5 separate regions of the Mus musculus genome follow, and regions 1, 2, 3 and 5 are each linked to region 4. Evidence: chromatin loops called from intact Hi-C (ENCODE). Cell type or tissue: heart. All regions are shown on one strand. Links, peaks and the distances in the headings refer to the core of each region. The heading gives the core; the rest is flanking DNA.

Region 1 (6,018 bases), core at 550-5,549, 370 kb after region 4:
GGACAGAAACTTGTTGCAAGTAGTCCAGACATTATACTCCCGGTTTCTCCCGGCATGCAACATTGTTACTTCCCCAATGGGACGTATCCACTTTGCATTCTGGGAGTTGTAGTCTTATTTCACGAGTACTGAAATCTGGGGACTTGGCGTATTGTTTGTGTATTCAATTCAGATAGGAAAAGGTCATAAGACTTTTAGGCCGTTAGTAGGAGTTTTAGACTCCCTTTACTCGTTAGAACGAGTGAGCGTTGCTTGTTTTCTAGCTAGATAGTGTGACCTCTCTGTGGAAGAGCAGTAACCTGATTAGGGCCTGGGGTCCCTGGAGGTTTTTTGAGGCTTGTACTTTTTTTCCCTATTGTATATTTTGAAATCTGCTGAATTATCCGTTAGTGCCGAACTAAGTGTGTACTTCTTAATAGAATAGTACAGTGACCAAGCATTCTGCACCAAGTAGAAAATGATCTACAAATGGCGGGCATTTTGTTTGTTTGTTTGTTTTTGGGTTTTGAACGTCCGTTTATTAAGAATATAGTAAGCAAAGGTAAAATAGTAGGAAATAGCTGATAGAAACATCAGATCGATAATTCAATATAATCAAATTGAAGGCTTACAAATATTAGTTGAAATCAACTAGGGCAGCCATTGAAGAGGTTAGCTAGGATTCCCAATGAGAGTCCTAGGCAGATCAGAGTGTCTAGTTGGGTAACTGTGCTAAGTAAAATCACACAAGCCAAGGAGCAGATAGACAATAGCATCAAATCAGGCTTTCTCCAGAATCGACTAAAGCAGACCTTCTGAAAGAGTCATAGTTGAGTTCCTGACCCAGATTCTCAGCAGAAGCAGCTCTCTGTCACCTCCAAGATGGAGGTAGATAGTGTGATGGTGAGATGGCGGAAACTTTTTAAAATCTCAGTGACATATCTTTTCCAACAATGCCACATCTTCCCCAACAGTGCCACCAGCTGGGGACTAAGTGTTCAAACATCTGAACCTACGAGGGACATTCTCATTCAAACACTACAGAGGCTGAACCATGACAACCAAGAACTAGGTTCCATGAGAAACGGTGAATGGCAAATCATTCTATCTTCATGTCTCCAAGAAACTGTAAAGGCCTGCCAAATGAGGGCACCAAGTGTGTATGAGGAAAGATTGCTGTGTCCCTTTTTTTTTTTTCTATAGAAACAATCAAGTAAATTGGTGTGGGCAGTAGGCTTCTGACTTCCATGACTCAATTGCACTTTCAAACAGATATACAATGACTAGTGGGGTTGGGTATCCCCTAGTTCCTGGTATCACAAGGAAAAGGCTGAAGCAGGTATACATTTGCTCCTATCGTATAATCCTATCATATAACAGCCGATTTTATGTGCGTTCAGCCTTCCCTCATGTGGAGAATTTGCAGCCATGTGACTTCTTGGATGTCATCACACAAGGGGCATTTCTGCAATCAATAAGAAGGAAGGAGCAGATTGCACCCATTTTATGTGTGTGGAGTGGGCCTTTGGTCCACCAAAGATCTTTTTTTTTTTTTTTTTTTTTTTTTTTTTTACAGAAAGCAGGTAAGGACTACTTCTATATCCCCACTCTGAGTTTACTATTACTCTGATTTTCTGGTACCCTTTTAGGTGAAGTCTGTGGTGGGGGTATGTGATGCTCACATATTAAAGAATATGATATGTCTCCTTTACAACTGCTGCCCTGCCTGACATTTGAATTTGGAAATTCACACTCAGTATTTAAAAATCTTTATGCATAGACTGTTATTGTGAAAAAGCTGGCCTTAAATTATGATGCATAAACATGAAATCAGGAAATGACCTTTTATCCTTTCAGTCTCTCTGTCTGCAAAACTGTACTTACATGATGAAAAAAACTGTACTTACATCCCACCCCCTCCCACACACACCGAAAGGATTGTCAGCTTTCTCCCAAATTTCTTGGCTACCTCTCTGTGTTGCTGTCTGTCTATGAGCACAGCAGCTAAAGTACACAGGAGGGTAGCCATTTTGTGTCCTCCTCCTTATTTCATGGAAAGTGGCTCCAATGGCCTGGCTTGAAAAGAGCAGGGCATTTGGCTTAGACAGATGGAGGGCAGGGTCATTTTCAAAATGCAATGAGCACCAATCCCACTGTGAAATTGGCATGACCAGAACTACCGCTGTGATAGGCTGACTTTTATTTGGTCTCTGATAGGCAGTTGGGGAGTCGTTTCATTGTTTCTTGGATGGGAGAGATAAAAGGAGATCTTTTAATTAATGATGGAAGGCCTGGAAAACAAACCAAGTAGAATATTACGAAGTATAAACTATCATTTTTGTTTACATTAGGGTCTTGACGAGCTGGAGTATATGTCAAAAGCAAATCTGCAATATTATCCTCAGCAATAGGACAACATGCAGTGGTTCTTATAAAGTGCATTAGAGACATAAAGAAAGGAGTTAATGATTGAGAAGGTAGTGTGACACTCATGGCTGGCTTTGCTGGACTAGGGGAGAGGTGGTTACCAGGAAGAGTATGCAAAACATAGCAGGGCAAAAGCATTTTGGTTCTTAGTATCCTTCTGTTCTTCCTGCCCAAATACAAGGCAATCAAATGTACAATGGATCGAGATTCCCTTTTACTTATCTGGTTACCCTATGAATGTGAGCATTTGTGGCTGGTGCATTGCTAATTCATGAGTGTCTTACGCACAGTCACATGCACGCATCTTCCTTAATAAAGGAAGTCATCTGTAAAGGTAGAGTTTTCTTCTCCTCTATGGCTCCTGACCTTTTTTTTCCAGGAGCTCAGTCCCATTGAACTTTGGTCATCTCAAACCCATCTCCACTATGAACAGGGAATCAAAATTAGGGCCAAATCTGTAACGTAATTGACTGAGTTTTAGGAGCCTGAGTTCAGTCTTTTGAAATGTTGGGGCCGTCTCTATGCAGAATCAACAAGATCATTCATGTTTAGTTGGAGAGTCATTTCATCTCATGTGGGTCTTACCTTTCAGAGAAATCTTCCTCAATATCCAAAGATCTCTTTCTTGAATGGACTTTGATTTTGATCAAGTAGCTTGGATTTTAAAGTTTACAGTGTTACTAAATCAACTTGTCTTGGATAGTGCAGGAGCGTTATTGTTTACAAAAGGGATTAGCGGAGAAGGCGAAACTGTGCATCCTAGTTTGTCAAACAGTTGGGCAGCCTTTCAAAGAAAGAGCTACTCCAAGCCCCAGTATTGTGTGTATACAGAAAGATACAGAAAGCATGCACCACGATCATCACCAGGCCCCCTTTGCCTAACTTCCCTTATTCATCCCCACAGACCTTTTGTGAGGTTCCACTTCACTGTAGAACTGCAGGCTGCAATACACAAAGAAGCCAGTGGCTGCAGCAGGCAGCGCTGGTATTTGCTTATACTGTCCAGTAGAGGGCCACACTACACCTCTCTTCTCTCTCCTTGGGTGTCTCCTTCCTCAGCCATTTGATCTGGCTCTAGATTATTTGTTGCAGTCCATTCTGATAGAAGAGGCATAATGGTGTAAGAATTTTAAAGTTTAAGTACTGAAGCCATTGCATAATTGCATTACATCACTGTGGCTGTCAGTCTTGTGTAGATGTGACCCCACCTTGTGTAACTGTCCATGCAGATGTAAGCAATGCATAATGGATGGAGGAATAGCTTTCGGCTACAGAATTCTTCTACCTCCAGACAGCCTTCAGTAATGCGAAGAATCTTTTGTCAGTTTAAAAATGAGGCCCCGGGACTCCTAACACACAATCAGACGGCACTGGTCAAAGTTAATGAGCTAAACGGTCACAATTTAAATGGTAGGTATTAGAAAGCATCTTTCTTCCAGCCCTCAAAACAAAGACTATGCCAGAGTGTTAGTTAACCATTAAGCATTTTATTAAAAACAAGAAGTCTCTTTTTTTTTTTTTTTTTTTTTTTTAAGTAGCCCGTTTCAAAGCCACGTGTAGTTGCTTCTGAAATGGACAAGCAGCATTAAACCAAGTGTTCCTACAATGATTAGCCTGGAAAGGACACAAACAGAGGAGCGCGTCTTCTCCTTCTTCTGTGTAAAGCAACAGTAATTAGGAAGCAAGTCAGTAGGGAATCCTTTTTAAACTGTTGTAAATCAAAAGAAAATAGCAAAAGTAACAGCCCTCCGAGGGAACGAGACTCAATAACTAGACTACTATCTCCACACTTGCGCTATGCTTTAAAACTGCTGTAAATATGATCTCATCTAAATCTACGCTAGAGCAAAAGAAAAATGAGCACTCTAACACACACATAGACACAGAAGGGAACTCACCCAAACGATGGTCTCAAAGAACACACTTGGGTTTTTTTTTTTTTTTTTTTTTTTTTTTTTTTTAGCAAATAGTTAATTTACTTCATAGAACACTTTTGCAGCAGAGTGTACATTGAGAGACATTGGTTGGTACAGACTGACACAGATGAACAGTTTGCCCTTAGTGCTGCTGAGAGATGCACAGACATGCAAGGACATTCAAAAATCAAAGTCTGTACAACCCCAAATCACTAGGCAGGGGCAGGGGTGCATGGACAAGGAGAACACAGCACTGGGTGCTGCTAAATCTAATGCCCCCCCTCCCCCCCCATGAAATTCTCCAGACACAGCCTGGTTTATTTCTGTTTGTGTTCTAGTTATTGTTCAGTTAGCGCAGTGGCTCTCAACCTTACTAACGCTGCGACCCTTTAACACAGTTCCTCATGGTGTCGTGGCCCCCAACCATACAATTACCCTCATTGCCACTTCAGCATTGTAACTTTCTCCTGCTATGAATTTTAATGTAAATATATATCTGCTATGTAGGACGCCTGATGTGTGACCCCCAAAGGGATCTCCACACACAGGTTGAGAGCTGCTGACTTAGGAAGTGTGTGATACTTTGGCCACTAATAGCCAGACTTAACCTCTAAACTCCTAGTATAATTGGGGTGTGGGAGCTCTTGACAGCACATGGCAGAAAAACAGTCCCAGTTTGCTGCTATGAAACATTCAGAATTCACTAAAGGAGGCGTGACAGAGCTCTTAAGGTCCCAAATTAGGTTACATTCAGTTACTGTTGTTAATCTTTTTGTCTTCCCCGGGCCCATGCCAATGCATTTTTCTTTATATTTGGATTTATTCCAAACATATTTAGATTTTGGTTGCATTGTTTCTATTACTATAAACGATGATTAGTGTGTGTGTGTGTGTGTGCCTTTCTGTAACTCACCAGGGTCAGCAAGAGAACTGGGTTTTAAAAATAATTGTTCTACAAAGTAGATTGAGTAAAGTCAGCCTAATGACTTGACTAAAATAAGCGAAACTCTGACATACAGAGAAGGCAGTGGAATTCCAGAAACATATTACTGTCATTGCACTAATAAAAAAAAAATTCTAAGATCGTTTTAAATCCAAGATACTTGCAAACCCGAAGTCCTGGGAAGCATGTAGGCCTTCAGGTTTCAGAAACAGGAAGTGCATGTGCCATTTTTACTTTTCTTGGTTCTCTTTATAAATTCCCTTCTAAACTAATGATTCCCATACGGATGCAATGCTGTGAGATAACTGAAAACGGTTCTTTATGAACTAAGAGAACACGGTTACAAGCAGGTACTGATGGCTACATCATTCACGGTCATTAGAAGCAGGCTCAGACACTTTGTAGGAAGGTTGTTCTGTGTCTGCTCCCTCTATGCATACATTTTTTTTTTTTTTTTTGCATCTTTCAGTGAGAAGATGGCTCTCAGGCTCTCTCAGGTTTGCTTCTATTTTATTTGAGAAGTAGAAAGAAAATGACCCTGGATGAATTTTCCAAAGCAAAGCATAGCTTGGTCCTTTGAAGCAGAAACTGAATAAAAGTTGGTGCTTTTATTTAACAGATAGAAACCTGCAGAGGTTCAGAATCCCAAAACGAGAGGCCCATGGGCAGCCAGCTAGGATGGAGTCCTGCCCTGCTGTGGACTGGTAGGCACCCTTGGCTGGCCGCCCAGGCGCCCTTGCTCACCACGATCTC
Region 2 (6,018 bases), core at 453-5,452, 250 kb after region 4:
CTGTTTTTCTTAGTACTCTTTTTTTCTCTTTTAGGATCTTAGCACTTAATATTACAATTTTTTAGTTTCCTTGCCTCAAAACTTTTGTCTTCCATCTGATACATTGTTAAGTAATCCCTGCCATGTTGCTTCCTCTTTAAAACTCCTTCATGTGCTAGTACCACAGACAGCTGGAGTAGGACTATCTTATTTGACTTATAGTCTTCCTCAGAGAGTTGTTATTTAGATAGCTTTAGCTATAAATACAAAGGAAAGGAATTTGTGTGCTACTCTAGTTTGTGTAAGATTTTATTTTATTTTATTTTTTTTTAGGAATTAAGAAACAGTAGTGCTAAAGTTAATTGGTGAAAGTATGTATGTGAACTGTGCTATTTACGTGGTTTGAATGTTACTATTCGTTTAAACAGGAGATAAAACGTCCTTCCAGTAGGGTTTCCTAGCTGACAGTACCTACTGAACCAAATGATCAAAGTTAAGATTACGAGAAATGAGACATGGCATAGCACCACTGCTGTGAGGTGCCTACCAACTGTTTAGTCTCTGTTGAATCTCAGGGAAACAAACTAAGAGCTTTGTTTGAAATAACTGCCTAAAGTTCTTCAGAAATGTCATTGACATAAAAGTCAAAGAACCAGTGTGTGATTTCAGGTTTGACTCTGGTCCGAAAAGGGATGCTAGTGGGATATTAGAGGAAGGACTGTAGATTGTTTTGTCTATGTTATTTGATAGGTTTTGATAATTAGATCTTCCTTTTATGAGCTGTTAATGTTTGGGAATGTGACATGAAGTACATTTTTATACTTTTTCCTAAGTCTGAATTGTTAAAACTACAGAGAATCTTGCTTACAGCCATTTAACATGGTATGAATAAATAAGGAAAAGTTAGATGTTCAAAGTTTTTTACTGACCTTTAGTTTGTAATAGTATGCACATTTTATTTATTTATGTACTTATAGTTAATATATTTTCCTTTTTCAACAGCATGTCATGATGATGTAGTTAAGATTGTGAATCTAGCTTGCAAATATAACCTTTGTATCATACCAATTGGTGGTACGTATTGTGTTTTTCAATTTTATTATGGTTAAATTTGTCCTATTTAAAATATTTGTATTTTTATTTATATCCCTTGAAAACACTCTTTTTTGTGATAACATAGTGATTGTAAAAAATTGGTTTATATGATCATTTGTGTTGTAAATACAAGCTGCTTGAGCTGTTTACCTCTTAAGTCATGTTTTTCTTCTGTATGGATCATAGGTAAAGATAGTTTTTAACGCTAAATAAGAAAATGTTCATTTAATAATTAACTTTTTAGTCTGTGTTATTTTAGTCTTTGTGGGGATCATTTTAGTCTTTCAAGGCATCCAGTGTCATCTTTGGAGGAGCTGGATGATCGTAGAACACCAGGAGAATTAAAAGTTTGCTAGTGCAGTGATGGCTCGGCAAGGCCTCTGACTACAGAAAGCTAGCATTATGTTTTCATTGTAAAGTAAATTGATCTTTGAGTTTATGTTGTTGTTGACTGTATGATTTTTATAAGCCAAAGGAAATTACCTTCACTTTTTTTTTTTAAAAAGGTGTAGTTATTATATTTAGATGAGTACACTGTAGCTGTTTTTAGACACACCAGAAGAGGGCATCAGATCCTATTATACAGATAGTTGTGAGCCATCATGTGAACTCAAGATGTTTGGAAGAGCAGTGCTCTTAACCACTGAGCCATCTCTGGAGCCCCTGAGTTTTATTTTGTGTTTGTGAGTGCACTATCGCTGTCTTCAGACACACCATCAGATCCTGTTACAGATGGTTGTGAGCCACCATGTGGTTGCTGGGACTTGAACTCAGGACCTCTGCAAGACCAGTCAGTGCTCTTAACCGCTGAGCCACCTCTCCAGCCCCCAACCTTCACTTACTGTATTGGCATTGGTGAATAGAAATTAGACCTCAGCAACTCTAGGAGTCCTAGACTCCTTTCCAACTGATACTGTCCCTTTAGTTAGTGTACAAAGGCACCACAGTGCCACTTACTATGAATTTTCCTTTTACCGAAAATGATGTTCTAAACAAGAGGTGGTTCCAGCCACAGGTACTGTACTCGCCATTGGCAGCCTAACCTAGTGAGATTAAGTTGATGTATGCAGATTACTTCTTTTAGCAATTGGATTCCAGAGGCTTATTTTCCACATAGACTGTATGAAAATAGCAATTAAACTTTTATATTAATATGGGGTGATTGTAGTTAAAAACTTAAAATATTGTATTATTCATTGTTAAGACATTTATCCTTTGACACATTGTTAAGAGGAAATAGGAGTATATTGTTTAAATATTTCAACATATTATTTAGCCTATTTTATTATCTCTTCACTAAAGAATATGAAAATTTGCTTTTTAGTAGCAAGATCTGGGCATTTAACTTTTTTATTTTAGTCTATTAAAGCTTTTTGCATAAGACAGTTACTGTAAGAGAAAGACAATTATGTAATTATAGTAGGAAGAAGTCGATGGTACTTCTAGTTGTTCAGGACTTGTCTTTTTTCTCTTAAGCTTCCTCTTCACGGTGATCAGTAGCTTAGATCTTTGCTAATTATGTTTTTGGAGTTCCACAAATTGCTAGGGCTTTCCATGTGTGTGATATCCAGGGATGGAGCCATAGCCCATTGAGTTCAGTTCCATAGTAGTCTGCATTTGGCACTCAGCATGAAAGGAAGGTGAGTTTGTTTTCAGTGTGTTAGCTTTTGCAAAGTAGAAATAGGTGTCAGCGCAGCAGACCCATTTGTGTTCTGTGTACTGGAGCTGTTCCAGAAATGTAGCGGGAGCAAAGTATTTAAACACAAAGTTTTGTTTCCTGTTTTGACAGGAGGAACAAGTGTGTCCTATGGCTTGATGTGTCCTGCAGACGAGACAAGAACAATAATTTCTTTGGACACTTCACAAATGGTATATGATATTCTAATTGTGCTTTCTGCTTAAGCATCATTTTCTAAATACACGGTTTTACTGCATGTTCAGGCAACCAGAAGCTAAGTTCTAAGGCACAGATCTTGGTGCTTTAGTGCCAAGTTAGTACATACATTGATCATCTGAGAATCGTGATTGTAAAGCTTGAGACAGTGGATAACTTGAGTAATATGCAAGTAATGTGTAATTGTGTACCTGCCTCCCAGACTTAAACTGATGCTTTTGTACATTTGCTGTGGATGGGTGTGAGAGCTGTACCATGTTAAGGGTTTAACCTGGGTTGAATTTTACCTTCATAGTCCCAAGTAGCAACTTTGTGGTTTTTAAGTTTGCATCTTCTTTGAAGAGCAAGGTAGAGGTAACTGTGCCTTGCCCCATGAGCATTACTAGTGTTTCATTGCATTCGCTCTCTTTTAGTTTTTAGAACTTTAAAAACAAAGCTTGACGTGCTGCTTTGTACCTATTTTCTCTCTCTCTTTAAAAAGAACCCATTTATTTATTTACTATATGTAAGTACACTGTAGCTGTCTTCAGATGCACCAGAAGAGGGCATCAGATCCCATTACAGATGGTTATGAGCCACCATGTGGTTTTCTGGATTTGAACTCAGGACCTTCGGAAGAGCAGTCAGTGCTCTTAACCGCTGAGCCATCTCTCCAGCCCTCTGTCTCTTTTAAAAAGGTCTTTTTCTCATTTAACTACTGTATTTTTGTCACTCTTGTTAAGTCAAAATCATTTTCTTATGCTAATTTATATAGTCCACACTTATTTTTAAGGATATCTTTATGACAGTTGATGACTTCTGATGGCTCTCTAGAAAAGGGTCTCATGAACTTTGGATGTTTCTCCTTAGGCCTCACTTTCTCTGCAAGTGTGCTTTCCTTTTGCCCAACGTTACTGATTTTGAAGAAAATAGGTTATTTGTAGTATGGAATGGTGTCATTTAACTACTCTTTTAGGCCCTGAATATATATAGTCTAATAGGTTCCTTCCTCCTTTCCTCCCGCCTTCCCTTTCATCGTGCTTCCCTCTCCTTCACAGAAACTTATCTTATAGATAGATATGACAATGTGTTCTTTAAAATACATTTAATTTTATTTAAAAATCAACACATAAAACTGTGTATGCTTTGGGCTTATCATTTCGATACATGTTCATGTATCCTTTGTGGTGCCAAAGATAACCTTGAATTCCTGACTCTACTATCTCTGCTTCCCAAGTGCTGACACAAAGGTGTGTGCCATCATGCCTAGTTTTATGCTATACTGGAGATTGAACATTTCATGACGTAGGCCAGCACTTGTAGACTGAGCTACATCCTTAGAACCTGTTTTTTTTTGTTTTTGTTTGTTTTTTGAGTTGTGTAGTACATACTGGATATAGCATAGATATATATTTTCTCTAGATTTTTTTTTTTATCAAAAAGTATGTTTCAACCTCAGTTGATTAAAACATGTTAGTGCAAGTATGTAGTTACCTCAAGAGCCAGTCTATTGATATATACATTGAATGTAAATTATTATCTGAGATTCCATCAAATTTTCAAATTCTTTCTCTTTTATTTCTACAGTTAAATGCTGTTAATTTAGCTGGTATAAGACCCAAAGCTTGACTGTGTTATAGTTATATTGAAATTGCTGTTGTCTTGTAGTGTAATTTTGTTTTATATAATAAAACAAAATACATTAATGCTTACTATAACTCAATAAAGGAAATATTTATGTGTGTTAAATTTTAGAATTTTTGTATTTTAGAATTTAGGCATTATACTAATTTTGTATTGTCTGTTGTATTTTTCCCCTTTCATTATTAACTAAGTTTATATTACTATTAAGAAATGGAATATGGGCTGGTGAGATGGCTCAGTGGGTAAGAGCATCCGACTGCTCTTCCGAAGGTCCGAAGTTCAAATCCCAGCAACCACATGGTGGCTCACAACCACCCGTAATGAGAGTAATGAGATCTGATGCCCTCTTCTGGTGCGTCTGAAGACAGCTACGGTGTACTTACATATAATAAATAAATAAATAAATAAATAAATAAATAAATAAATAAATCTTTAAAAAAAAAAAAAAGAAATGGAATATGTCAAACATACAAATAAAACTTTTTTGGGATTCAAAAGAAGATACACATATGTAATATGTATATGAGTATGGTTAACTAAAAATGCCAGAAAAATATTTTACTGATAGTTACTTAGTAAGTGCAGTTGTTGCAGAGAGTATCCAGCTCCTCTTCCTGCTCCTTTGAGACAGGGACAAGGTCTGTGTTGCCCAGGCTGACCTCAAGCTTACTGGGTGGTGGCGGATGACCTTGAACTCCCGACCCTCCTGCCTGTAGCTCTGGAAATGCAGGTGTGCACCACCATTTTGGCTCAGTTCCTTTTTTGGAGCATGAGGCAGGAATTTGTTTTGTTTTCTACACATATTTCTGTTTTTTTTTTTTTTTATCTTGGGATTTTTTTTTAAGTGCGGAGATGCCATGTATTTATTATATTTAAATATATTAGCAGGTTTTTTTTTCTGCCCTATTTTCTGATTCTTAGATATGATTGTTAATAGTCGTACAAATAGATGTTTCCCATATACTGTTTTCTATGTGGAATATCTTATTTATTCCTTTAGCAACTCTGTTATTACATATTACTACTGTCAACATTTTACAAATGAGGACTCACTAAGACTACTTAGTTACTAGATAGCTAAGCAGTGACTTTTAGTTTAATGTTAGCACAAAGATGAGGGTATGTTTCTATCCAGTGCATGCATAATGTACTGCTCTTGTTCAATGTCACAGCATAGAGTAAGGGGGGGTTACTTTCCTTACTTCTCATTACTACCTTGCTACTGAAGCTTTGAATTTGGAACTTAGATATTCCCCAAGAAAATGTTAATGGCTCAAAGGAATGAGACTTCTTTTCCTTTGTAACAGAACCGGATTCTCTGGGTTGATGAGAACAATCTGACAGCTCACGTAGAGGCTGGGATAACAGGACAAGATTTGGAAAGACAGGTATGTTATCTCTTTAATTAAGCTTTTCCAAACAGTGAT
Region 3 (6,018 bases), core at 442-5,441, 48 kb after region 4:
GAGACAGGGTTTCTCTGTGTAGCCCTGGCTGTCCTGGCACTCACTTTGTAGACCAGGCTGGCCTCGAACTCAGAAATCCGCCTGCCTCTGCCTCCGGAGTGCTGGGATTAAAGGCGTGCACCACCACGCCCGGCTTCTGTTTTCTTTTTAATTGGTGGTTATTAGGCAGGGGAGGGCTTGTAACCTGGAGGTGTAGACTTATTGGGGAATAACCTGGAGAGGCAGGTCTTGTTTGGGGGTAGCCTGGGAACTGGAACTAGGTACTGGCCTGTTAGTTTACTTGAGTTTAAACTTAGGTCAGGTTTTGTTTGTTTGTTTGTTTGTTTGAGACAGGGTTTCTCTGTATAACCCTGGCTGTCCTGGAACTCACTCTGTGAACCAGTCTGGCCTTGAACTCAGAAATCTACCTGCCTCTGCCTCTGCCTCCCAAGTGCTGAGATTAAAGGCGTGCGCCACCAGTGCCCAGCTAGGTCAGGTTTTCTAAGATGGAATCTAAACCCCAAAATTTGGTCTCTCAAAAACCATCTTGAAAAACCAAGGATCAAAAAAGATCGGTATCTGAGCATGGGCCAGAGAACAAACCAGCCAAAGATTGGTTATCGTTTCTGCTTCACTTCCTGCCCTCATTTCCTTCAATGACAACCATGACCTGGAAGTATAACATTTTCCCCTTTTGAGTTGGTTTTGGTCATGGCGTTTATTACCCAGCAACATAAAGCAAACTAGAATCAGGGTATCATGTAGCCCAGGGAGGCCTCATACCCCACTTTGTAGCTGTGAATGTCCTTGAGCCCTTTTGAGACAGGGTCTCTGTATCCTAGAGCTAGATGTAGGTCAGGCTGGCCTGGTACCCCCAGAGATCCTTCTGCATCTGCCTCCTGGTTGCTGTGATTAAAGTCCTGAGACACCACACTTGGCTGCTCTGAGTTTTTTCAATCTCCCACCTCCAATCCCTAAATGCTGTGGGTTTGAGGGATTAGGAGCTGTGTCACCTGCCCAGTTTGCAGAGATGAGGATCCAGGCCTAGGTCTCATGTCTGACTGCTGGGATTAAAGGTGTGTGCCACCATCTGAATCCATTTCTCATCTTTCACTGGGAGAGACAGATAAATTGCAAAGGAGTTTGCTATGCAGAATGTTAAAATATGCAATTTGTTGCAGGAAAAGAAGGCTTGTCAATTGTGCTTTTTTTCTTACCCTCAATAACTTTATTTAAATGAGATCTGCAGATTTTTTTTTTCTTTTGAGACAGGGTCTCACTCTATAGCACTGGCTCCCTGAAACTCCACATAGCCAGCTAGAGAGGCATGGGCCTCTGCCTTCAGAGTAGCCTAGAGGTGACACATACCACGACTAGCAAATCTGTAGACTTTTAATTTACAGTTGTTATTGTGAGAAGGCTAGGCTAAGTCCACGACAGGCTTCAAATTAGCAGCTAAGGAGACGAGGTCTAAAAACCCAGGCTTCAGGCAGCTAATTAGAAACTGCCCCACCACCTGGCCTGAAACAAGGACAATGGGTCAGCAGTTCCCAGCCAGCCCCCACGCCCCAGTAATGGAATGTCCTTCGAGATAGCATAAGACACAGCCTACCACCCCCCACCCCAGATTCCTCAGCCAGTTTCCAGGCACCATACCCTAGTATGGTTCTGGAATACCTAGAGACAGAGTAAGACAAAGCCCACCTACCCCAGGATTCCACTAAGGTGCTTTAAATTGGTCCTGCGGGCTCACTTCAGGCTCTATCTTGGTAACGGGAGACCCCAGCATGCTGGACTTCTACAGAATAAAAACAGTGTTTGCGTTTACATACTATTAGAATCCGGGGTATCATTCTTCGTTACAGTGGGTGTTTCGAGACTACCTAATCCTATGTTTGCTTTTATTTGATTAAAAACCCAAATCGTTCCAAATCCCTTTGCTAAGCAAATAAACGATTCGACTTATTTCGTTCATATACTGCACACTAAAACTCGAAACTGATGACCACTTTAAATAAGAAACAAATCTCTAGCCAACAGGTAGAGGGCCTATATGGCCAGAAGCCTTTTGGAAACGTTGGAAATCGTTCCATTCTCTCAATTCTATACCCAAGTGGCTCTGCTTCTTCCTCCCAGACTGTCTTAATTTGTAAATGTGCAAGCTGCTAAGGTGAAAACCGCAGTAACTCAGCCGCGTTTTGCGGTCCGTGAGACGTGCCCCGACTGCGACTTGCAGTGTGGGTCTCCCAGGAAGGCGGCGCAGTCACATTTTTCCAAACCTGGGCTCTCGACATTTAGAAAGCCGCGAGGGAGGCGAAGATGGTCAACTGGCTTTCTTACAACCTTAAGTCTCAAGTCAGAAAAGCGTGACTTTCCATTTGGCTCTGGAATGGAGGTGAACTCGGAAATGGAGACCCGCAGGCGCGCGGGGGAGGGGCGAGAGGGGCCAGAAGAAAGGGAAAGGCCTTTCTCTAAGCTGACGCGCGGTCACGCGGCTTTCTCCCGACGTGGGCTCTCGCCATTGGTCGAGCTGCCGCTGACGTAAGCGTCGCTGCCGGGCGCGAACCGCGGCGAAGGCGGCGCTGCGTTGGAAGTTGGCGAGGCGCGCGCGCTCCCGCCGGCGGCCCAATCCCCGCTCTCCACCCTCGGCCCGCCAACGCGGTGGACCAGTCGCGCTCCGCTTTCTCATGACTCCGCCCCCAGTGGGCGGGCGGCGCGCGGATAGCACATCACGTGGTGACTGGCCCCGCCTCTTCCTCTCGGTCCCATATTGAACTCGAGTTGGAAGAGGCGAGTCCGGTCTCAAAATGGAGGTAAAACCGCCGCCCGGTCGCCCCCAGCCTGACTCCGGCCGTCGCCGCCGCCGCCGGGGGGAGGAGGTATTAGGGGGAGAGCGGGGGGTTGCTGGGTAGTTGCCGGCATGGGGGGGCTTTGGCTCGATGGGAGTGGGGAGGCCGGGGAGACCGGGACGATCGTCCCGCGCTTTGCGCTGAGGGCGGTGGGAGGGGGAGGGGAGCGGGCCGGGTGGCCTCCTCCGGGCCCTCCGTCGGCCTGGTCCTCTCGGTCGGCCGCACCGGCAGCCCTCGAAGACGCGGCGGGGCCGGGGAGTGGCTCGGCAGCCGGGCGAGGATGCCCTCGGGCTGCGCGGCCTGACTTAGCGAGGCCGCGGGCGGCATGGCGGGCCTCCGCGGGAGCGGTTGGGAGGAGGCGGTGGGGGAGGGGAGGAGCACATCCGGGCGAGCGAGCAGGCGGGCGGCGGCCGCATTGACATTGATCCGCCGCCGCCGCGTTACGAAATGGCGCAGTGGCCCGCAATGGCCGCCGCCTGGCTACGCCGCCAAGAAGGAGTGCGCGGGGATTGGAGGGGACGGCGGGAGGCGGCCCGGCGTTTCTGCCGCAGATGGCCTCCAGGCTCCGGGCGCGGTGCTTTCCGCTGGGGTGCTCCCGACGTGGATCTAGGCCTTGGCGGGCCTTCTGGGTGATGACAATCCGCGCAATACTCGGGCCGGATTTTCTCAGCGCTCATTTGGGGATACATTACTGAAAAGCTTGCTGCTTTAAGGTGCTTCCTAACCCGCTGCTTGTGCTCAAGTATTTGGAATGAGAGTATTTACAGCGTCCTGTGGTTGAAGTCTTAACCATTTCGGGGGTTTGAGTGTAGATGTGTTTACTTGGAGCTTAATATTTTTATTGATCTAATTTCTCATACTTCGGATTGGCCCGGATTTTGGTTTTCCTGGATTTTGGTTTTAGAGAACTGCGACCACACTAGAAAATACCACGATTACGAGAATTTTGTGTGTATAGAGATGCTTTTTGTGTATTGTCAAATTCATTTATGCGAGGCTTGAATAAAGGGGTTTTACGTGAATTTGGGTAGTTGGGTTTCTGGTATGTGGCTGTCTGCATATTGAATGTTCTAACTAATATTTCCAGAAGATGGAAGAAAGTGAGCCCCCTTTAAGGGCTTGTGTTGAATTGTCTTAATGCGTTCATTAAAAGCGGTTCACTCGAAAGTAAAATCTTCAAAAAGAAAACCACAGGCTAGATATTTTCTAAGTCTCTCAGTTACGGTTTTGTTTCTAATTCCTCTGGTCAGGCGGTATATGCTATACCTTGTAAATCCAAATTACACGCTTGTGAATGTAAGGATCGCATTCGAAATAACTTGAAACTATATGATGTAAGTGGGTATAACCAAGGTAAATTGATTACAGAAAGCTAAGTAGTGGAACCAGGTGTGAATGGTGCGTGCACACCTGTTACCCTAGTATTTGAAAGGCTAAGGTAGGACTGCCTCAAGTTCAAGGCTAGCTTAGCCTGCCTTTCCTTGAGAGCCAGCCTCAAAACCCTCACCCACCCTTTTAACCCCCACAAGGTATCACGGGGTTAAGTCTTGGCTGTGTTTTGTGGGATATGCCTAATTTGCTTGGGAATGTCTTTTAATAACTGAAATGTTATTAGCTGGAAATGTGAATTTCTCTTAATTTCCCGTTGTAAGCTTCTAAGTTGCATTTCATAGATCATGTTTTAAAATTACAGGTTTGTTGGTGTTGCAGACTGAGGACAGTGGAGATGGCACGGGCAGTCTTTGGGGTTTATTTTTCTAGTGAATGATTTGTTAGAAACATCTGAAATACTCTAGACTTTTTAGTTGTAGCTTAAAGTTTAAAAAATCTGGGACTGTTTGGGGGTTCAGTTTAATGTGACCCCAGATACCATTTTAGTGGGATATTTTTGTTTTTAAGACAACCTACTCCCTATGTACCTCATACTGGCCTAGAAGAACTGACATAATCCAGGCCAGCTGTCTCCCAAACGCTGAAATTAACTGGTGTGTACTATCATGCCCAGCGTGGAGCAGGTTTTTTAAATGGATGGAATATTGATGTTACAGATTTGAGACAGAACTTCATTTTATCCAAGAAATAACTATATTGATCTTTTTTCCTCAGGGCCATGATCCAAAGGAACCAGAGCAGCTGAGGAAGCTATTTATTGGTGGTCTGAGCTTTGAAACCACAGATGATAGCTTAAGAGAACATTTTGAGAAATGGGGCACACTTACAGACTGTGTGGTGAGTTCTTGGGGTAAAAATGGTCTAAGAAAGGGATGGGAACCTATAGCACTATTTAATACTTTGAACTATTTATTTGTAGGTAATGAGAGATCCCCAAACAAAACGTTCCAGAGGCTTTGGTTTTGTGACCTACTCTTGTGTTGAAGAGGTGGATGCTGCAATGTGTGCTCGGCCACACAAGGTTGATGGGCGTGTGGTGGAACCGAAGAGAGCTGTTTCTAGAGAGGTATTTTAATAACATGTTGTATAATACTTGGATATGTTTCAGTTTGGTTTTTTTGACTTATAATTATTTTATTTGTAGGATTCTGTAAAGCCTGGTGCCCATTTAACGGTGAAGAAAATTTTTGTTGGTGGTATTAAAGAGGATACGGAAGAATATAACCTGAGAGACTACTTTGAAAAGTATGGCAAGATTGAAACCATAGAGGTTATGGAAGACAGGCAGAGTGGGAAAAAGAGAGGATTTGCTTTTGTAACTTTTGATGATCATGACACAGTTGATAAAATTGTTGGTAAGTAACAATTTATTTGAGTTTCGTTTTCATAAATCATCTAAGTCAGTGGTTCTCAACCTTCCTTATGCTGTGACTCTTAATACAGATACTCATGTTGTGAACCCCAACCATAAAATTTTCATTGCTACTTCATAACTAATTTTGCTACTGTTATAAATCCATGTATATCTGATAAGCAGGATGTCTGTGACTCAACCTATAGGCTGAGAACTATTGATCTAGATCAGGAAACATTTCTAAAATATTGACTCATTCTCTTCTCAGTCTACCATCTTAATAATATTTTAATTAATTGCATGGTGATAAAGGGTTCACTTTAACATGGTTTTCCAAACAAAAAATAACTTTTCTTTTGTTTTTGACTTAAAAAAATATAGTTCAGAAATACCACACTATTAATGGGCATAATTGTGAAGTGAAAAAGGCCCTTTCTAAACAAG
Region 4 (6,018 bases), core at 644-5,643:
TTTCTGACTCCTTTTCAGGAAAAGCACAGAGAGCTACATTAATCATGATGTGGTGTGCTCTGACCTTCCTGAAGTTATCCTTTGCTGTTTACCGGCTTTGACCTGTGGACTGCGTTCAGTGCTACCAACCCCAGCGGGTCTCTCTCCAAAGCCTCGTGCAAGCCTGAGTCCCGCGCAGTTTAATTCATATTCCACCCAACACACCCGTTTTATTTCCAGTGGAAATTGCTCATTTAATCGCACTGTAAGTTTTATGGGGTATGCCCCAGGCTGCCTTCTTTATGCTAGGCATTTCAGTATTTATGAGCAGAGCTATACCCAAAACTTCAAACATAAAGAAAAACCAGCAAAATATGCTCTCCTCCACTCCCATAAACACTTTTCACCGCTTTCATTATTTTTTTTTTCCCAATGAAGTTAAATGAGTGTGCAAACTCTGTAGAACAGGCTGCTGCCCGACATCGCCACGGCTGGTTTTGTCCTTCAGAGTCAGGCTGAGCTGGCCTCTCTCCTGCCTAGCACAAGAACAGGGGCCAGAGAGACAGCTCAGTGGTTAAGAATGCCGGAGACCTGAGTTTGGTTCCTGGCACCCCGGACAGGGAGCTCACAGCTGCCTGTAACTCTGGCTTCAGGCTGTCCGATGTCTCTGGCCTTCAAGGGCTCTTATACATACTTGGTGCACGTAAATTAATGAACGCCATTCACACGTGGGCCGGTGGGGGCGGGGAGGGCAGGTTGCAGGAGGCTTTGGAGAGAAACACGCTGGGGCTGGAAGCACCGAACGCAGTCCATGTACAGCTCAAAGGCGGTAAATAGCAAAAGATAACTTCAGGAAGGTCAGAGCACACCACATTATGATTAATGTCGTTCCCTGTCCCTTTTCCCGAAAAGATTCAGAAAAAGTCCTAGTGATTGGGAAAGAAGAAACACGACCTTTTATTACACGTCGGGCAGGACAAGCTTTTGTATTGTGTCTACAGTGGAGAATATTTATATATAAAATAGATACATATTTTTTTAGAGGAGGGTACAGAACAGCCATCATGGTCCGTACTGTTCCCGAGCTATAGTAAAGACTCCTCTGCCCATAATATAAAGAATTTTCCTACAGGAGACTAATCTGAGACAGGTGCTGTGTTTTATAACCAGGATCTGCTTCTACAGTAACTCTGGATTCCGGAGCTGGCTGTGCTACACAGTAGGGGTGGTTTAAAGGAGTAACTACGCCAGCCTTCTGAGGACGATTTTGCCTATAGCAAATCAAACAGCATCCCTGGACCACTTAAATGCTGAATTCCCCGCCCACTTTGTTTTGCTTAACCTACGACTGTTTTTATACGTTACTGTAATCCCACGATATAAAATACAGGAAAGCCCTTCTCCCGGGGGATTTAGGGGTTTGTGACAAATGGTTCTTCGCAGAGGCCGAGAATGCTTTTTGAATAATTTCAGAGAAGTGTCACGGGGGTTTCATTAAAAGGCAACAGTCACAGAACAACCCATCTGTGAGTTTAAAAAGCGCTTGTCCTGTCCTGTGGGGAAGTTTGCCGAACTGTTTTGCAAGGATGGAGTTCGAGCCACTGAGAGCATTAACATTTACGTGCAGGAACAAAGCCGAATAGGGACAAACTAAGGCTGTGATTTCAAAAGAACAGGGAACAGTTCCAAGAAGTGGAAGGCATGAGAGGCCGGCTCTTAGTCACAGGGTAGGGGAATCGTGGGCGTGCGCCCCTGGGCGGTGGTTCCCAGTCAATTAGGCGGGAAGCGGGAAGTGGGAAGCGGGAAGCGGCTGAGAATCCTAAGAAAGCCGCACTGCTTCTTTGAAAAGAACCTAGGAACCAATGATCTCCAACAATCCTGCCGATTTTGTTGTTGTGGGGTGACTCCTCAAATTCCCAAGGGCTGTATCACCATCTCTGCCGTGTGCTATCTGCTCCTAAAATGACAGATTGAATGTGAGAGTGTGAAACTAGATGTGATAGCTGAGAGGAAGCTGAGGAAAGAGCGAGGAGAGGCCGGGCAGTAGTGGCGCTCGCCTTTATCCCCAGCACTCGGGAGGCAGAGGCATGCGGATCTCTGTGTTGAGGCGAGCCTGGAGTCAGATGTGGTTCCTCAGCTTCTGTTTCTTCCCTCTCAGGGTGCCCAGGTGATGCAGCACACCAGGCTGAGAGGATGAATCCGCCGGTCTGGTTGGGAGTGAGGAGTGGGGTGCCCTCCGCAAGAGTCTTAATGAAACCGCTCTCCCAGACGATCTTAGCTTGTGCACCTACCTTTATTCGGGTGTGTTTGTATGCACATCCTTTATTCGGGGTGAACCTTGGAGGGTGGAAAGGGGCTCTTCTTAGGATGAAGTTTCATTGTCTGAGGTTCAAGGTTACCTCATTTGCATGGAGATGCATTCCAGAAAGTTGAGCCTGTAATTTCTCCACGGATTATGTGACTTTCCCCAGGAAGAGTGTGGGCCAGGCTCCCCAGATCAGGCAGAGAAGAAGCCCGGCTAAGAAAAGGGAGTCCTCCATTTTGCGCTAAGCTCAGGAAAATTGTCTGGACACGGTAGACTACAACGTTATTAGCGAGATGCAACACATGTGGTTGGGCTAAGTGAAAGAGAAGTAATTGGTGACCTACCTGTACATTAGAAATCTAACGTCGGGCTGGAGAGGTGACTCAGCGGTTAAGAACACTGACTTGCTCTTCCAGAGGTCCCAAGTTCAATTCCCAGCAACCACAAGGTGGCTCACAACCATCTGGAATGGAATCTGATGGTGTGTCTGAAGATTGCAACAGTGTACTCACATATATAAAATAAATAAATCTTTAAAAAAGAGAGAGGGACTGGCAAGATGGCTCAGTGGGTAAGAGCACTGACTGCTCTTCCCAAGGTCCTGAGTTCAAATCCCAGAAAACACATGATGGCTCACAACCACCCGTAATGAGATCTGACGCCCTCTTCTTGTGTGCCTAAAGTCAGCTACAATGTTAATATATAAATCTTTTAAAAAATAATAAATAAATAAGAGAGAGAGGAAGGAAGAGAGAGTTCGATCTAACGTCAAGGCTCTTCAAACGGTGGCATTAACCTGTTCTAACAAGCTGGAGTTTTTGGCCCTGTCAGAGGTTACCCATCAGACACTTGGACGGACTCACAGGCAGGCTTGGTGATTTCACAGAGTTGAACCTTTCAACTTCTGGACACACGTTTGTGGTACCTCAGCCCCTGACCCAGCGGACAGACGATCTGTGGTTAGGTAACTGCAGCCAGCCTATCACTCAGCTCAGAGCTTCCAAGCTTGACGACAAAATCAAATGAAGCTGAAGGGTTTGTTCGGCTTCCCTTGGTTTCATTAGTGACAATGACAGAACAGTCCTCAGCGTAAGCTTCAGCAGGATTTGAGAGAGCGTTACTCAGTTATTATTACTGCTAAAATAATAATCACGAAAATCACATTTCTATTATCTGCTATGGTGTATCATGAACAGTCCCAGGAATGTAAGATGCAAGAACAGCTGGTGTGGCGTGGTGTGGGAGTTGCATTTGGGTGACTTTGGCTGCGTGCTTGCTGTTTCTTTCAAAGATCAGAAACATTACCCAGCCCTTGAGAGGCAGAGGCAGTAGGTTCTCTGTGTTCAAGGCCAGTTTGGTCTACAGAGTAAGATTTCAGACCAGCAGGGACTACATAGTGAGACCCTATCTAAAATAAATATATAAGGTCAGAATCACAGAAATGTAGGCATTTCTATCGTGTACAGCTGTGTCCCTCCTGTCTGCATGGTACCTGACAGCACAGCCACCCTTAAAGGGCAGACTGCAGTTAATCATGTCCCCAGGACTGTCACTGAAGACGGCTGAACTGGCCATCTGAGTTATATTTCTCAGCAGAAAGAGAACGGCTCAGCGGGAGAAGGTGTGCTTGCTGTGCAATCCTTGTCACAATCCTTTGAAACGCAGACCCACACAGTAGGAGGAGGGACTCAATTCCAGTCCTTAAAAAACAAAACAACAATAATAAACAAACAAACAAAAAATCATGGGTTGCTTTTTTACAGTGTTCTCTGTTCAAAGTAAAGAGCGAAACTATGTTTTCTTTAACCCCTGCCCCAAGTTCATTCCTGGTCACTCTTTGGTTTTGGACCTGGGACAAGGGACTGCGGTGCATATCTTACATATCAAAGGAGACATGACTTCCAGGTTCTCCCAGCATCCCTCAGTCCTACCTGGAATACCTTGAACTTTCCAACCAAGGGGCTGGCCTGTTCTTCCCCCAGAGGCTCTTCCCTATATAATCCAGACATCATTTTATGAGTGCTCTCTCCCCCTCCCTCTCTCCCTGCCTCTTCCTCCCCTCCCCTCCCCTCCCCTCCCCTCCCGTCTCTTCTCTTTTCTTCTCTTTTACTCTCTTCTCTTCTCTTCTCTTCTCTTCTCTTCTCTTCTCTTCTCTTCTCTTCTCTGCAGGAGAGTGCCCTTTGTCTCTTTCTCTCTTACTCTCTCCCCCACCCCCTCCCCCCAGGCAACTCCTCTCCTGGCCTCAATCCTTGGGGCCAGTGAACTTGCCCTAGTGCAACTTCCCAATAAACCTGCCTTTAATATAATTGAATCTGTTTTAAATTGGTTCACTTCTCCAGTGGCAGAAAACTAGCCTATCGGTCACCATGCCTTCTATAGATATTTTTTTTAATTGTCAAAAACATACCCCTTGAGCACTACACTCAGACCAGAGAGGAACACAATCTGACCCTCACAGTACTGATAATCCAGAGTATGCACAGGGGGAAAAAAGGCAATTTATACAGCAGAGTCAAGCATCGATAAATAACACACAGCAGACCCAGGGCAGGCAGGGCACAGGATGGCTCTGTCCTTGCACCAGCTCTCCTGTGACTCCTGTTTTCTTTTCTGCTTCTGCTCTTCGGGAACGTGGAAGGAAACCTAACTGTGCCGTGGGTTCAAGCGTGCCTGGACAGATGTGTCTAACTGGTGGGGCAGGATTTGCCCTGCCCTTGGCAGAGACTCAAAACCGGCCTGCTACTTAAACACATCCTGACAAGTTTAGCAAACGGAGTGGGAGGCAGTGAGGTAGGGAGGGGTGGGAGCGGGTATGTTTGAATTGTGAAAATTCTTCCCAACCCTCACCCCCGTCGGCCAGCAAAAAAGAAAAGAAGAGAAAAAAAAAAAAAAAAAAAAAAAGGGAAGAGGGAGAGTCTTAATTGTGGAGTTAATCGTGTGACAAGGGGCTGACTCATTTCCTCCTCTGACAATAATTCACAGGACTATTTTTTACTCAGGAAACTGGGACAGGAGGTCGAAATCTACGAGCCCAATGGCATCAGCTCAGCTAGAGTCCCGCAATAGGATTTGGTATTAAGTTGAAAAAAAACAAGCGGGCCCTGTGCCTTTGTACATATGAGACAAAGGTGTCCAGCAGGGGAGTGTGGCCAAAAGACAAGCAAGGGCCACTCCCAGCCGTAGGGCTGTTACTGATCACTCGGTGCCACATGACTGCCTCCTTGGTTTCCTGTCCAAAAAAAGAAAAGAAAGAAAACAAACAAACAAACAAACAAAAAACGACAGTAATTGGTGAAGGAAGACGTGTTAGATTACAATGTGGCCAGAAGATGCGTTAATTCAGCCCTGAGCTGCTTTGTCAGTCCTTCTCTGGAGGGAAGGTGACTGGGCCTCAGGAGGTCCTCATTGTCTTAATTCTTTGTTATAGAGACATTATTATTATTAAGTTCAAGTCCAAGTCTGAAGAAAAATGGGGTAGAGACTTCATTTTGAACGCCGACTGACCCATTCTGTAGGAGCCCTGGTAGACCAGAACCTTCCATGTTTCTTTGAGGTCAGCCTCAAGCTCCAACCCCTACTTGCCTGCAACCGTAAATTCCGTGAGTAAAGACAGATCTGAGAGTATGTGAGTGTCTGGCTTTACAGTCTCAGGGGTGGGGGTGGGGTGGCTTGTGTGTTTTGTTGTTTTTGGTTTTGTTTGTTTTCCAAGACAGGGGTTTCTATGATTTTTTTTT
Region 5 (6,018 bases), core at 661-5,660, 240 kb after region 4:
TTTTAGGTAGCATATAAAATAATGGGTTTTGTCATAACATTTTCATACATATGTCATTGTCCATTTCTTTTATACACCTCCTACCCTCCAGTACTCTCCCTTCTTCTTGCCAAATAGTCTTTCATTTCATTTAAATCCAGATTCTGCATAGAGAAAAAAACAGGTGCTATTGTTTTAAAAATCTGGTGCCAGTGTACTTCAGTGATTCTGATCATTTCCACATTCTCTATATTCTCTACTGAAGCAAATGTGGTAGATGTATTTCCTTATGGAACAGGGCGTGGATTTGTCTCTAGCAGTTACCAGGAGTTACAGCTGGATCCATAACTGACATCACTTGTGCATTCTTAGCACAGGATTTTTCTGCAGAGTTGCTTAGTAGGGGGGCACTTGTGTTTTTCTTCCTCTTAAAAACTTAAAAAGTATTTTTATTTTATATAACTGGGTGTTTGGCCTATATTGTATGTATAGCTGTACACCATATGAATGCAATGCCTGTGGAGACTGGAGCAGGGCATTGGATCCCTGGAACTGGATGGTTGTGAACCTTTATTTGGGTACTGGGAATTAAACCTGGGCTCTCTGGAAGAATAACAAATGCTCTAAACTGTTGGGCTCTCTCTCCAGCACACCTCCTATGTTTTTGCTAACAATTCTCTGTCTTATTAAGTCCCATATTTAAGTTTGTATTAGACTGGCAACAAGTAGCAAACAGTTTACTGCATCAAAGGACTAAATACAGCAGCTAGTCATAAAACACAATAGGGACATCCAAGGAAGTTGTCATGCGTTAAAGTATGACATTGTAGTGTGCAAGGTTTGTCATGAGGCATTTTGTATAGATGGCAAGAGTATTATCTTGTTGAACCATTCTAGAACTCTGATCTTGGCAGAGTCCTGTAATTAATCATTTAGATCATATAGCACATTTATCTCCACCAGAGATCAAAGTTAATCAGCAAGCAAGTAGATTAGTTGATGATGGAAAACAAAATTATTGTTGCTACTACTTTTTCTTGTAAGACAAAAAGTTTGTAGAACTTTATTACAACAACCATAGGCAGTGTTTCGGAGCCCAGTTCGTTAGCTTTTCTCAGCACTGTTGCGGACTTGACAGAAGCATCTTTGGGGAAGAGAGAAATATGTCCGGCTCATGGTTTATAAAGAGCACGTGGCTGTGGTAGCAGTGGGTCCTGCAGGTTGGTTTGTTTGTACCTTTCTTCTGACTCAGCTTGTTTTCTACGAATTATGCTTTTCAAGGTGGCATGGTGGTATATAAGTCTGTTTGTTATTTGGAAGACAAAGGCAGGAGGATCAGATGTCTTTTTTTTTTTTTTTTTTCCTTCGAGACAGGGTTCCTCTGTGTAGTCCTGACTGTCCTGGAACTCAAGCTGGCCTCGATCTACTTCCCTAAAGCTCAGGAATCCACCGGCCTCTGCCTCCCAAGTGCTGGGATTAAAGGCGTGAGCTACCACTCCTGGGCTAGAGACTAGTCTTAAGCTGCACGAGGCTGTACAGTTTTCTGAGACTACTTATATCTTAAGTACAGTCTGCATCCATTGATTCTTTTAACAAGTGTACATTGTGAACATTTTTGAAAGCTTTCTTACTGAGTTTTTAAGAATAATTTTGGAGGGTTGGCAGTCTAGGTATGAAGGTGACTTAAAATTTATTTTAAAAAAACCTACATTTTAAGTTGAACTTAGAATAAAGTCAGTATTATTATACCTTCTAATCTTTACATTTCTAATGAGAACTCCACTTCATTTTTCTTTTCAATAAAGAAGTTGGTGGAAATAAAACTTCATTTGTAGAATTTCCCTCATTTTTCCTTTCCCCCATCCCTGGCTGACCTTGAACCTCTGGTCCTGTCTGAGCTTCCCGACTACTGGCATTATAGGCATATGTCACCATACCTTGGTCTACAGGAATTTTTCATAGTGCATTTTTTCAAGTGTGTGTGTTGCTGTCTTTCTCATCACTTCTTTGTCATATGATCTCTTTGGTTGTCTTGAAGCAGTCAATCACAAACCAGATAATAAAGAGCTGCATTCGAAAATCTTGAGGAGGGTTAGATTTCTGCTCATTGTGTCCATACGTGATTGGTTTGGAAGTGGCTGGCACTGAGGCTGGTCAGCTCAGCTCAGCCAGCACTGAGTGAGGCTTCAGAGGCATTTCTCTCTTCACTTTTCCCAAAGCTATTTTTCTCATTTCAAACTGTAGTGAGGCTGGAGAGATGGCTCAGCGGTTAAGAGCACTGACAGCTCTTCCAGAGGTTCTGAGCTCAATTCCCAGCACCCACATGGTGGCTCACAACCATCTGTAATGGCTTTTCGTGCCCTCTTCTGGTGTGTCTGAAGACAGCTACATGCACCCATAGAAATAAAATATATACATCTTAAAAAACAAAACAAAACAACCCCCCTTTCTCAAACTGTAGTGGATAGGTCGAACTTCTGAACTGAGTTAGAAGTAATTTCATGAGAATTTTATCAGAAAAGCTTTAAAAGTTATTAGCTAAATGATCTTTAAAAAGGTTGTTAACCTAGAGTAAAAGTAGGTGAAATAACCTTTTCCTTTTCTTGACTTTTCCTGACTATGCTTAGAAAAAGCACAAGCCATGCGCTAAACCCAGGGTCCTGTGAGTTATATTGAAGAGGAGTGGGGAGCTGATGATTTGTCTCCAGGGGCAGACACAAAAGTGAGATCTCACTTAAGACTAATACTTATGGATTAGTAATAACAATACTAAATCTAGATATAGTATTTCACCTAGTGACTGAGTAATAGGCCTGGGGAGTGGGAAAAAATGGAGTGTGCAAACCATACATCTCCTAGGAGAACACTGCCACCTTGTGTATATGTGATGATAGTCTCTAAGTACTTATTTTCTGTTGTTGCAACACATAATTTTTCCTTTTTTTAAAAAAATTTTGTTTATTTTATGTATGAGTACATTGTAGCTCTCTTCAGACACACCAGAAGAGGGCATCGGACCCCATTACAGATGGTTGTGACCCACCATGTGGTTGCTAGGAATTGAACTCAGGACCTCTGGAAGAGCAGTCAGTGCTTTTAACCTCTGAGCCATCTCTCTAGCCCAATTTTTCCTTTTCATATTTGTACTACTTCGTTCTGCAAGTTTGTAAAACATGTTTTAATAGGGTAAAATCAAGCCAACCTTCTTTTTGGCAGTAGGAAGAATCTTGGGTTTTGACAACATCAAATTTGGTGTGGTTAGCTTCAGGAATCTGAAAGCCTGGGGTATGATACTACTTTACTTCTGGTTTAGTTGTGGATAACTTCCTTTTAATGGAGTTTGGGAAAGCTAAGGATTTTGTTTTTTTTTTTGGTTTGGTTTTTCGAGACAGGGTTTCTCTGTGTATCTCTGGCTGTCCTGGAACTCACTTTGTAGACCAGACTGGCCTCGAACTCAGAAATCCGCCTGCCTCTGCCTCCCAAGTGCTGGGATTAAAGATGTGCGCCACCACACCCGGCTGGATTTTGTATTCTTTATTGCAGTTTTCCTGGTGCCTTGAGATTGTTATTCTTTTTTTTTTTTTTTTTTAATTATTACGTATTTCCTCAATTACATTTAGAATGCTATCCCAAAAGTCCCCCATACCCTCCCCCCCCTTCCCTACCCACCCATTCCCATTTTTTGGCCCTGGTGTTCCCCTGTACTGGGGCATATAAAGTTTGCGTGTCCAATGGGCCTCTCTTTCCAGTGATGGCCGACTAGGCCATCTTTTGATACATATGCAGCTAGAGTCAAGAGCTCCGGGGGTACTGGTTAGTTCATAATGTTGCACCTACAGGGTTGCAGATCTCTTTAGCTCCTTGGATACTTTCTCTAGCTCCTCCATTGGGGCCCTGTGCTCCATTCAATAGCTGACTGTGAGCATCCACTTCTGTGTTTGCTAGGCCCCAGCCTAGTCTCACAAGAGACAGCTATATCAGGGTCCTTTCAGCCAACGCTTGCTAGTGTATGCAATGGTGTCATCGTTTGGAGGCTAATTATGGGATGGATCCCTGGATATGGCAGTCTCTAGATGGTCCATCCTTTTGTCTCAGCTCCAAACGAGATTGTTATTCTAAAAGGCAAAGTTTACTCTGTGATAGGGAAGACATCAGGCACTAGACTTACTGATACAGCTGCTCCTAGATTCTTAAATGTTTCCGTCAGACCCAGTGCAGAATGACCACAGTAAGACTTTAGAATAGTGCTTTTGAGAAAGTATTAAAATGATGAAGAGGGCTTTTAAAATTATTTTGGTGACCTGAGGGTATAATTTAGCAGGTTTTAAATATTGTCATGAGACTGGGTTGAATGTTCTCTAGGTAAAACTTCTTTATCTGGGCAATGTGGGACAGGGCACTTTCTAAGGATCCTTTTAGCATTTGGACTTTGTAACAAGTGAAGCTTTTACTCTCCTACAGATGTTGAAGCTGTAATTCACATCCAGGTACTTGCAGCCTTTAAATAGGATAATTAGGATCAGTTGCTAAATTAGAGGTGCGTTTTGGCTCGTGGTTTGGAGGTTTCCTTCTGAGACTGGTACCGGTTGTTTTGGAGTTGCCACTGGTAAGGCAGCAAGCGGATCACCCTAAGCCGCGTGTGGCAGGGCAAATTAGTCATTCTATGCTTAGCTATAAGAGAGATACTAGGGATGCACAGTCCCCTTTTAGGACGCGTCTCAATGCCTCTAGACCTCCCACTAGGTCCCACCTACTAAGGGCTCTACCACCATCTTATAACACCGTGCTCCCTGGGCACAGTTTTCTTTAGTTTCTGTTTATTATTTGTCCCTGGTCTTTATTATTTTCTCACAACTGCTTCCAGTTGTTTCCTTCCCTAGGAGTTGACTACGTCTGGATGTGCTCTGAGGTTGAGACATCAGCAGAGACATCCAAAGCTCCTTTCTCAGAATTGCCTTTGCTCTATCCCAGAGCTTCTGATAAGGTTTGGTTTTTGTTTTCATTTGAGTCTAGGGACTTTTAAATTTCCTCCTTAATTTCTCCTGTTAACCACAAGAGTGCATTGTTCAAGCTTCATTTGTTTGTAGAGTAGCTATGATTTCTCTTGCTATCATTATTACCTAGTAAGATATAAATTTTTTTAACTTGTTAAGACTTGATTTATGGCCTAAAATGTAGCACTTATATTTTAAATCTGCTTTATTAACATGTCTGCTAGTAGTCAAACTACCTTTTTTAAAAAGCCTTTGATTCTTTGAATTTTCCATCATGTACCCCTCAAACTACCTTATAAATTGGTCTATTTCACTGTAGCAGAAAAATTAAAAATTCTTATGTTTTTCTAACACGGGTAAAAGTAAGTTTCTTGTTCAAGTGCATTCCTAGTTTTAACTGCAAAGTTATTTAGGCCATCTTATGTTTATTTACTTACACTCTTAGGGATCACACTCAGAAATTTGAGCATGCCAGGCTATGTCCCTACCTTAAACTCTGTATTTAAGATGAAACAATTATCTTTAAGTCCACTCCTTCTCATCTTTTTTTTTGAGTGATTACATTTGTTGATTGTAGCTTACTGTGAAGCATGCACAGCGCATTACAATGATTTTATATTTAGAATTGTTAATATGTAGGCATTTTCATGTTCTCATTTTTATTTCAACTAGTAGTAATGGACATAAGGTCTTTTAAATGATTGTGAAAATTAAAAGCCAATGATACATTGCTTGGTTTTGAAATGCTTAGCAAGTTTTTTTTTTTAAAAAAAGAGTTAAAAATTACTTTTAGTTTGTGTGTGTGTGTGTGTAAGTGAGACAGAATATTAATATTAGTTGTAAGGGACACATTGAACAGGAAAAGACTGAAACAAGGGAATAAGATAATTCTCTTTTTAGTATTTTTTACTTTACACCAGCTATGTTGATGACATGTATACCTATTGTGAGGCTAGCTAAGTGAAATTCTTTGGATGTTTTGGAAAGAATACAAGAAAAAAGGGCTGAAGTTTGAGGTTGGCATCTAAAGCCTGTAATAAGTGAA

The links. Peaks named below come from ENCODE experiments on the same cell type or tissue, not always from the same donor. Only the 100,000 strongest peaks of a DNase experiment are listed, where the experiment ranks them.
Region 1: it touches region 4 in a loop (4-fold over the local background); 4 of 42 quality-filtered maps call a loop at or near these places.
Region 2: it touches region 4 in a loop (3-fold over the local background); 12 of 42 quality-filtered maps call a loop at or near these places.
Region 3: it touches region 4 in a loop (4-fold over the local background); 22 of 42 quality-filtered maps call a loop at or near these places.
Region 5: it touches region 4 in a loop (3-fold over the local background); 12 of 42 quality-filtered maps call a loop at or near these places.

What each region holds. Positions count from the first base shown.
Region 1 is chr2:75,981,935-75,987,952 of GRCm38, forward strand. Pde11a (phosphodiesterase 11A) reads right to left here. Exons shown (of 20, transcript NM_001081033.3): 20 at 3,874-6,018. It overlaps Ttc30a1 (tetratricopeptide repeat domain 30A1), which reads right to left and starts at 33. Exons shown (of 1, transcript NM_030188.3): 1 at 1-33. In heart, for the core only: CTCF peaks have their summits at 955 (motif pointing left) and 3,398 (motif pointing right); a DNase peak (open chromatin) is centred at 3,377; H3K27ac peaks cover 642 bases.
Region 2 is chr2:75,856,036-75,862,053 of GRCm38, forward strand. It overlaps Agps (alkylglycerone phosphate synthase), which reads left to right. Exons shown (of 20, transcript NM_172666.3): 6 at 982-1,053; 7 at 2,864-2,943; 8 at 5,899-5,979. Among named protein-coding and RNA genes, the nearest start is that of Gm34861, 27 kb to the left of the region's middle. In heart, for the core only: a CTCF peak has its summit at 3,518 (motif pointing right); no DNase peak of the experiment used is centred there.
Region 3 is chr2:75,656,532-75,662,549 of GRCm38, forward strand. It overlaps Hnrnpa3 (heterogeneous nuclear ribonucleoprotein A3), which reads left to right and starts at 2,728. Exons shown (of 11, transcript NM_053263.1): 1 at 2,728-2,792; 2 at 4,935-5,057; 3 at 5,140-5,286; 4 at 5,365-5,575; 5 at 5,956-6,018. The coding sequence starts at 2,787. Gm39859 (predicted gene, 39859) reads right to left here and starts at 2,406. Exons shown (of 3, transcript NR_166143.1): 1 at 2,259-2,406; 2 at 1,688-1,777. In heart, for the core only: CTCF peaks have their summits at 2,550 and 3,321; DNase peaks (open chromatin) are centred at 1,590, 2,610 and 3,250; H3K4me3 peaks cover 3,923 bases; H3K27ac peaks cover 4,486 bases.
Region 4 is chr2:75,608,060-75,614,077 of GRCm38, forward strand. The region is part of intron 1 of Gm50595; the gene reads right to left. It overlaps Gm39853 (a long non-coding RNA gene), which reads left to right and starts at 5,333. Exons shown (of 3, transcript XR_866455.2): 1 at 5,333-5,883. In heart, for the core only: CTCF peaks have their summits at 2,739 (motif pointing right) and 5,406; DNase peaks (open chromatin) are centred at 682, 1,732, 4,972, 5,352 and 1 weaker place; H3K4me3 peaks cover 1,603 bases; H3K27ac peaks cover 1,919 bases.
Region 5 is chr2:75,845,078-75,851,095 of GRCm38, forward strand. The region is part of intron 1 of Agps (alkylglycerone phosphate synthase); the gene reads left to right. Among named protein-coding and RNA genes, the nearest start is that of Gm34861, 16 kb to the left of the region's middle. In heart, for the core only: a CTCF peak has its summit at 2,855 (motif pointing left); no DNase peak of the experiment used is centred there.